Regions from separate parts of the Homo sapiens genome. Here region 2 is linked to region 1. Evidence: read pairs that join two places in POLR2A ChIA-PET (ENCODE). Cell type or tissue: MCF 10A. All regions are shown on one strand.

Region 1 (4,000 bases):
ATGTTGGCCAGGCTGGTCTCGAACTCCTGACCTCAGGTGATCCACCCGCCTCGGCCTCCCAAAGTGCTGGGATGACAGGCGTGAGCCATGGCGCCCGGCCTGATTATTTCATTTACTCCCTGCAGCAACCCTGGACTGCAGGGGTGGTGATCACCCCCCATTTTACCAAACAGAAGCAGAGAGTGACCGCGGGTGCCCACCTGACCCCGTGTCTCCAGCGGGAACGTGAAGCTGATGCTGCTCCCGCCCCAGGCCTGAAGCCGGCCCCCTGCCCCAAACCAGCCTGACCAGCGGCACCGTGGAAACCCACCGGGATCTCTGCCACCCACAGGAGGCTGGGGCATCTCTCACCCCCTCTGTGCCTCAGTTTCCTAATCTGTCACACAGGGAGGCTGGACCCAAACCAATTGATTGTTGTCATGGGTGGAGCCGGAACCCGCTATGGCTCCCTCCTGCCCTCGGGATAAAATGCAGCCTCTGCCGTGCGGCCTCCTCACTCCCTCCCTCTCACCTTTTCAAGGTCCTGGAACCATCTCTGCACCTGTATCCCCCACCCCACCTGTCACCTTCAGGGCACTAGCAACACTCAACTCATGTCACTTCCTCCAGGAAGCCCTCCCTGAATTCCCGAACAAAGCTCCTGGTGTGGGCACCTGCTTTCACTCTTGGGCGGTGTTGTCTTCATCGGTTCACTCAATCAGGGTCTCAACTGGGGTAATTCTGTCCCCTCAGGGGACACTGGGCGGTGTCGGGGGACATCTGTAATTGTCATGACGGAGGGAAGTGGGACCTTCCCTGACTAATATTCCCTCACATCGGTCCATGCTCCTGGCATGGAGTGGGTGGAGGCCAGGGATGCTGCTCAGCACCCTGCAGTGCCCAGGACGGCCTCACCCCAGAGAACAGTCCAGTGTCAGTGTCCACAGTGCCCAGGGGGAGAGACCTGCTTTAATTATTTGGGAATAAACTGAGTGTCCTCCCTACTCACACCAGACACTGGAATAAACTCCAGATGGAGCAGACGGCATAAACCCGGGAGCCCCAGCTCCTGGGACTCATCTCCTCTCTCTCTTCCCACTCAGGTGTGGATTTCAATGTGTGCAGCCTCCTGGGACCTCCGCAGGGCAGAGGATCATGGGATGCAGAATCTCTTGGGGTCTGTGGAATCTTCTATCCCAGAGGGTCTCAACCAAGGTGTTTCTGTCCCAGGGGACGCTGGGTGATGTCTGGGGATATTTGTGGTTGTCATGACTGGGGGTGCTCCTGGCATGGAGTTGGTGGAGGCCAGGGACACTGTCAGCACCCTGCAGTGCCCAGGATGACCCACCCCAGAGAACGATCCACCTCACATGTTAAATGGCGGTAAGGGGGTGAACCCACCCCCTGCATGGCTCCAGGGGCACCCAGAGTGGGGCCCCAGCCCTGTGGCCGCCTCTCCTCCCACTTCCTCCGGGCGCCTGTCCTCTGCACCTGCATCCTCTGGCCCTGGCTCCCTTCAGAGCTGGTCACAGCTGGCAGCCCGCGTGCTGTAAACACCCACCCAGGCGTGCCAGCCAGACCTGGCTTTCTGTCACTCCCGGCTGATTCTGAATTCCCAGTCTCACATGGGCCAGAGGGTGACTGGCTCGAGACTTGCCTCTCATTACGAGCAAAGCTCTGATTCAGCCGGAATATTAGTCAGGGTACAGCATGTCACATTCCAGGAGGCTGATCAGCTCCGACCTCAACACCGGCAGCTGACTCAGCCCGGGGAGTTGCATGTGCTGACTACTCCTTCTGAGCCTCACAGTTATGTTCTCGAGATTTCACTCAGTGTCCTATGGTGTCACTGGTCCTGGTCGCAGACACAGACTCACCTGTGTGCAGGAGGTCAGGTGAGGATCGGTCCCAGCACCTTCATTCTTTGTTTCTTTCACTCACTCAGTAAACATCTGGTGAAGACTTGGACCAGATCCCTGATCTTAATGAAGGAGGTGACGGTCCGGCCCAGGTGACAGGCACAGTTAATGTGATGATCACAACACAGTTGCCATGTGACCCTGGGCACGTCAGCCCCTCTCAGCTACTGTTTTCTCCTATGTGAAGTGGAGATCATTATCTCAATCTCAACATGGCAAACAACACGGCAAGTGTATGAGTCAGCTACTGCTGAGTAACAACAGCGGCAACAAAGACACCATTTGCCATCTCACAACTTCTGTGTGTCAAGAGTCTGGCTTAACTGGGTCCCCCGCTCAGAGTCTTATAAGCCTAAAATCAAGGTATGGGCTGGGCCGAGTTGTCATCTGGAATTTGGGGTCCTCTTCTGAGCTAGTTTGGTTATCGGCAGAATTCATTTCCTTGCAGCTCTAGGAATGAGGTCCCTGTTTACCTACTGGCTGTTGGATGTGAGTGCTCTGAGCCCCTAGAGGCTACTCTCAGGTGTCTGCCACATGGACCCTCCACAGGCAGCTCACGACATAGCTGTTTGCTTTCTTTAAGGCAAGAAACCCCTTCCCTTTCTCTCTTTCTTTCAACTGTGGTGTGTGTGTGTGTGTGTATATATATATATAACATAAGACGGATCATCTTAACCACGTTTATGTGTACGGTTCAGTGATGTTAAGTATACTCACACTGCTGTGCAATGGCTCTCCAGAACCTTCCATCTTGTAAAACTGAGACACTGTATCCACTGAACAACAGCTCCCCTCTTCCCTCCCCCAGCCCCTAGCACCCACCATTCTCCCTTCTGTCTCTCTGAATTTGACACCTCGGGATGTGCTTCTGGTCTCTTTTATGGGCTCACCTGATGAGGTCAGGCCCACCCAGGATGTCTCCTTTTTGATGAGCTCAGGTCAACTGACTAGGAATCTTCGTCGCATCTGCAAAATCCCTTTACCGAACACACGACCTAACTGCATTAACCTAACCACTGGAGTGACACCCCATCGTATTCGCAGGTCCAGCCCATCCTCAAGTGCAGGGGATTAGATAAGATGTGGGCACCAGGCGGTGGGGGTCTTGGGCGCCATCTTGGAATTCTGCCTAGGACTGTAGCTGTAAAAGACATGGTGGCCATTGCTGCTGTAGGTGCCATTAGTAGGAAACACACACAAAGTGGCCCCCAAGGAGCACGTACTATGCATCAGGCTCTGTGCAAGGCACAGAGAAAACAGCAAAGAACTTTGGGGAAAGTTGAAGACTTGAGGTGAACAACTGGATATCTTAGTAGGTCTCTCTGAAGGTTGAGCAAATGGATAGGGGATATTGGGAGATGGGTTATGTCCCTTGGAAAGAACTCCAAATGTCCCTTTCAATAACTTTCCACTCTACCAGTCATCTCCTCCTTCCAGAAATTCTCAGGAGGCAGCGCTTGGTGGCTCTTCTGCAGATGCCAGGATGGTGACGGTGACAGCAGGCCACGCTCTTGTGTTTAGAATAGGAGGTCCCCAAGGACACAGAGTCACAGACGGGTCAGGTAAGTTGCCTGGGCGCCCACACGAATAGGAGGTGCTTCTGGATTTGAAACAAGTCTTCTAGTGCTAGGAGCCCCAGAACACACCTAGTGCCACCCCCTCCCCACGACAAAGCCCACCAGAAGGGCTGGCTGCCTAAAGAGGTAGTGGACAAGACCTCACAGACTCACAGACTAGTGGGAGAAGACAGAAGAGCGTAGCCCTGAACGCAGTGTGGGGGCACACGGTGATTGGAACCTGGCACCCACATCAACGGTCAAAGTCTAGATGGTTTTGTTTGGTTGTACTCCCGCCTCCCTCTGACCCCATGCCCACGAGTAAGAGGAGCTCCGTCCACATTTATGGACACTTAATGTTCCTGCACACCCATAAATAAGGTGAAGCCGAGTCTGCATGTGTGCGAAAGGGCACAGAGCTTTGCACATACATGGTGCCAGGGTCCATTTCCTGGTTTTGTACTATGGTTACGTAAGATGTCACCACTGGGGGAAACTGTGAAGATACATGTGATGTTTTTTGCTCTGTGTGATTTTTGCAACTTC
Region 2 (4,000 bases), 140 kb before region 1:
GCGCTCGGGAGCCCCCAGCGCCGGCTGTCGACCCCCTCCAGAGCCCGGCGGTGCCAGCCTCCCTCTGTTGCCCGCCAGGCGCGGTGTCTGCGGCCGCCCCGGCAGGAGGGGTTGGGGGGTCCGGGCCGGCGGCAGCTCCGGCGGCGTCTCCCTCCTCCAAGCCCCTGGCGGCGGGCGGCCGGGCCGAGGGCGGGGCGTCTGCACAGACCCTCCTTTTGTGAGCGGCGCCTTCCCCGGGCGGCCTGGCGCGCAGGGCTCGGGCACTGCGCCAGGGCCCGGAATAGCCTCCCTGCCCGGCCGCCCGCCCCACGCCCCGGCGGAGCCGCCTGACCTGCCCGGTCGGGCGCAGAAGAGCCTGGGGCCGCGGTGGCACAGGAACCGGGTGCGTGCTCAGCTGCACGGGGCTGCAGCCGCTACTCTCCGCTGGGCCGGCACTGGACGCGTGCAGCCGGGCCTACTGTGCGCAGCCCGTCTTTTGTGTGAAAACGCCCGCTGTGTGCAGATCTCCGTCTTCGTGCAGGGCCTACTGTGCGCCGCACCCCCCTTCCATGCAAAGCCTACTGTGTGCAGAACCCCATTTGCCTGCAATGCCTACTGTGTGCGGCCCCTCTCCTGCGTGCAAACGCCTGCTGTGTGTGACCCTTTTCTTGCATGCAAGGCCTACTGTGTGCAGAGCCCTACCTTCTTGCAGTGCCTACAGGGTGCAGCCCCTCTCCTGCGTGCAGACGTCCACTGTGTGCAGATCGCTGTCTTCGCGCTGGGCTTACTGTATGCAGCACCTCTCTTCCATGCAAAGCCCACTGTGTGCAGAGCCCCACCTGGCCGCAATGCCTACTGCGTGCAGACACCCAGATACATACAAAACCGACTGTGTGCAGGCATCCACCTACATGCAAACACCTGCACCTGCACTCGTGCAAACACCCACCGTGCACAGGCACCCACTGACAAACATTCATGTGAGGAGCCCCCAAGCTCCCACACTCCCAAACGGCCTTGTCTTTTTGTCTTTTTTTTTTTTTTTTTTTTTTTTTAAGATGGAATCTTGCTCTGTCGCCCAGGCTGGGGTGCAGTGGCACGATCTCAACTCACTGCATCCTCCCCCTCCCAGGCTCAAGCGATTCTCCTGTCTCAGCCTCCTGAGTAGCTGGGACTACAGGCGCGCGCCACCACGCCCAGCTTGTATTGTATTTTTAGTTTTGTATTTTTAGCAGAGATGGGGTTTCACCATGTTGGCCAGGCTGGTCTTGAACTCCTGACCTCAGGTGATCCACTTGCCTCGGCCTCCCAAAGTGCTGGGATTACAGGGGTGAGCCACCGTGCCCAGCCTCATTTTTTTTTTTTTTTTTTTGAGATGAAGTCTCGCTCTTGTGCCCCAGGCTGGAGTGCAATGGCGCAATCTCAGCTCACTGTAACCTCCACCTCCTGGGTTCAAGAAATTCTTCTGCCTCAGCCTCCCGAGTAGCTGGGATTACAGGCACCTGCCACCACGCCCGGCTAATTTTTGTATTTTTAATAGAGACGGCATTTCACCATGTTGGCCAGGCTGGTCTCGAACTCCTGACCTCAGGTGATCTGCCTGTCTCAGCCTCCCAAACTGCTGGGATTACAGGCATGTGAGCCATGGTGCCCGGCACAAACAGCCTTGTCCATGCAAGCACAAGCACCCACATGTGTCTAAGACCCTGGTGTGCACACCTGCACTCTGACCTGCACTGCGTGTTCCCACTAGGGAAATGCAAATATTTCTAAGCTCCAATGCTCACTCCACAGAGCCCCGAGGCCTGTGAATACCCGCGGTATACAGAGATCCATGAGGTGCCAGTACTCAAACTGTGGAAGCCTGCACGTGCTGATTTGGGGTGGGAGTAGAGTGCAGGGAACTCATCTGTGTGCAGCCCCTTTCTCTGGGCCCTTTGTGTGCACCTCAGTTTACCCCACCTGGGTAAGAGACTCTGCCCTGCTGGAGTCTCTTCTGGTTCTGACTTTGAAGGGCTCCAAGGTGTGGGGGGAAAGGGGGCTGCATTCCCTCTCTGCTGTGTGCCTCTGGGTGGTGGATTCAGGCTAGCAGGGCTGGGGGCTGGGCCTCCAGGCCCTTCCCGGAAGCCCGGGAAGCAGGTGCAAGGGTAGGCAGTCTCCACGGGCAGGGCGCCAGACCTTGGCTTCCCTGAAACTGGGCACAGCAGCTGGGAGAGGTTTCCGGGCCCGCCTGGCCCCACCTGGCCCCTGGCACTTTCGGAAGATGGGCGGGGCAGGCAGGCAATGCCAAGGACGGGCGAGGCCCAGCCTGCACAAGAGTCGCCGGTGAACCTGTGCGCACACACGGGTGTGCATGTATATGTGTGCACACGTGCATGGGCCATGCTGATGTGAGTTCTGTACCCCACCTACAAACGGGTGTGCTCATGAACACGTGCAGGGTCACCCTGGCACATGAACCGTGCAGCACAGGCAATGGCCCAGCGGTAATTCACCCATAGCGGTGACAGGAAAGAGATGCTTGTCTGCTTTGCTCACTGTGCGTCTCCAGCACCCCACAGCTGGTTGGCACTTGGTGAATATTTGCTGAGTGGACAAATGAGTGAATACACGAACACATCATTTTGCAAATATGTACTGAATGTCTCTACTCTGCATACCAGACATTTGCACATCTTCAAACAACAAAAAGATCCTGGGAAACGACATTCTAGACATCCACGGGGTGGGAATAAGCCCACGCCTGAGAGTACACACTCATGTCCAGGAAACACCTGAGTCCACTTTGATTTGTTCACCTCCAGAAGCCAGAGCCTGGTGCCCACACACAGGCCCTCATGCAGAGACACGCATTTTCTTTCTTTTTTTTCTTTCTTTCTTTTTTTTTTTGAGATGGAGTTTTGCTCAGTTGCCCGGGCTGGAGTGCAGTGGCGCGATCTCGGCCCACTGCAAGCTCCGCCTCCCGGGCTCACGCCACTCTCCTGCCTCAGCCTCCCGAGTAGCTGGGACTACAGGCGCCTGCCACCACGCCTGGCTAATTTTTCATATTTTTTTAGTAGAGACGGGGTTTCACCTTGTTAGCCAGGATGGTCTCGATCTCCTGACCTTGTGATCTGCCCACCTCGGTCTCCCAAAGTGCTGGGATTACAGGCGTGAGCCACTGCGCCCGGCCGCATTTTATTTTTTCTTTTCTTTCTTTCTTTTTTTTTTTTGAGATGGAGTCTCGCTCCATCGCCCAGGCTGGAGTGCAATGGTGTGATCTCGGCTCACCGCAAACTCCGCCTCCGGCTTCAAGTGATTCTCCCACCTCAGCCTCCCGAGTAGCTGGGATTACAGGTGCATGCCACCACATCTGGCTAATTTTTGTATTTTTAGTAGAGACAGGGTTTCACCTTGTTGGTCAGGCTGGTCTTGAACCCCTGACCTCAAGTGATCTGCCCACCTTGGCCTCCTAAAGTGCTGGGATAACAGACGTCAGCCACCGTGCCCGGCCAGGATTTTGGACACACAAATATCCCCTCTCTTCCCCTGCAAGCCTACCTGTGCTACCCACCCCAGCCATCCCCTCCTGAGGTGTCTGTCCTTCCATGCCTGAAGGGGTTCATGGGAGTGTGGGGAGTCCTACACCCCACCTGTGATTTTCCATCATTTGAGTTCTCCTATGGCTCAGACCATTGCCTGCAGGAAGCTCCAGAAACAGCCAGGGTTGGTGGGATTAGAACTGCACAGGTGGGGAGGTGATGCCCATATACCCTAAGAAACTATCCTTCCATTTCACAGCCGGAGAAACCGAGGCCCAGAGACAGGAAGGTCTTCTTGTTGAGCTAAGAAGAGAAATAGAGGGATGATAAACGGATGCCCTGACTGGGCCCCCTCAACCATCTCCTCTTGCAGCCAGAAACAGTAGGTTCCTACCGCCAACAAGGGTGGGGACAGGAAGGTGGGGGACCAGGGTGGGAGGAGGAGATGGGAGTGAGGCCCTGGGGGGAGGTGGAGCCTATGTCCTGGAGACAGACACAGA

What was found. Peaks named below come from ENCODE experiments on the same cell type or tissue, not always from the same donor. Only the 100,000 strongest peaks of a DNase experiment are listed, where the experiment ranks them.
Region 2: POLR2A ChIA-PET joins it to region 1 with 5 read pairs; 10 of 35 experiments call an interaction of 5 or more read pairs at or near these places.

Annotation. Positions count from the first base shown.
Region 1 is chr19:2,625,988-2,629,987 of GRCh38, forward strand. The region is part of intron 2 of GNG7 (G protein subunit gamma 7); the gene reads right to left. Among named protein-coding and RNA genes, the nearest start is that of MIR7850, 2.7 kb to the right of the region's middle. RefSeq lists an enhancer at 994-2,193. In MCF 10A, no CTCF peak of the experiment used is centred here; a DNase peak (open chromatin) is centred at 1,664.
Region 2 is chr19:2,489,108-2,493,107 of GRCh38, forward strand. LOC124904614 (a long non-coding RNA gene) reads right to left here. Exons shown (of 2, transcript XR_007067090.1): 2 at 2,599-3,803. Among named protein-coding and RNA genes, the nearest start is that of GADD45B, 15 kb to the left of the region's middle. RefSeq lists silencers at 1-157, 168-257, 278-377 and an enhancer at 1,754-2,255. In MCF 10A, no CTCF peak of the experiment used is centred here; DNase peaks (open chromatin) are centred at 334, 2,194 and 2,514.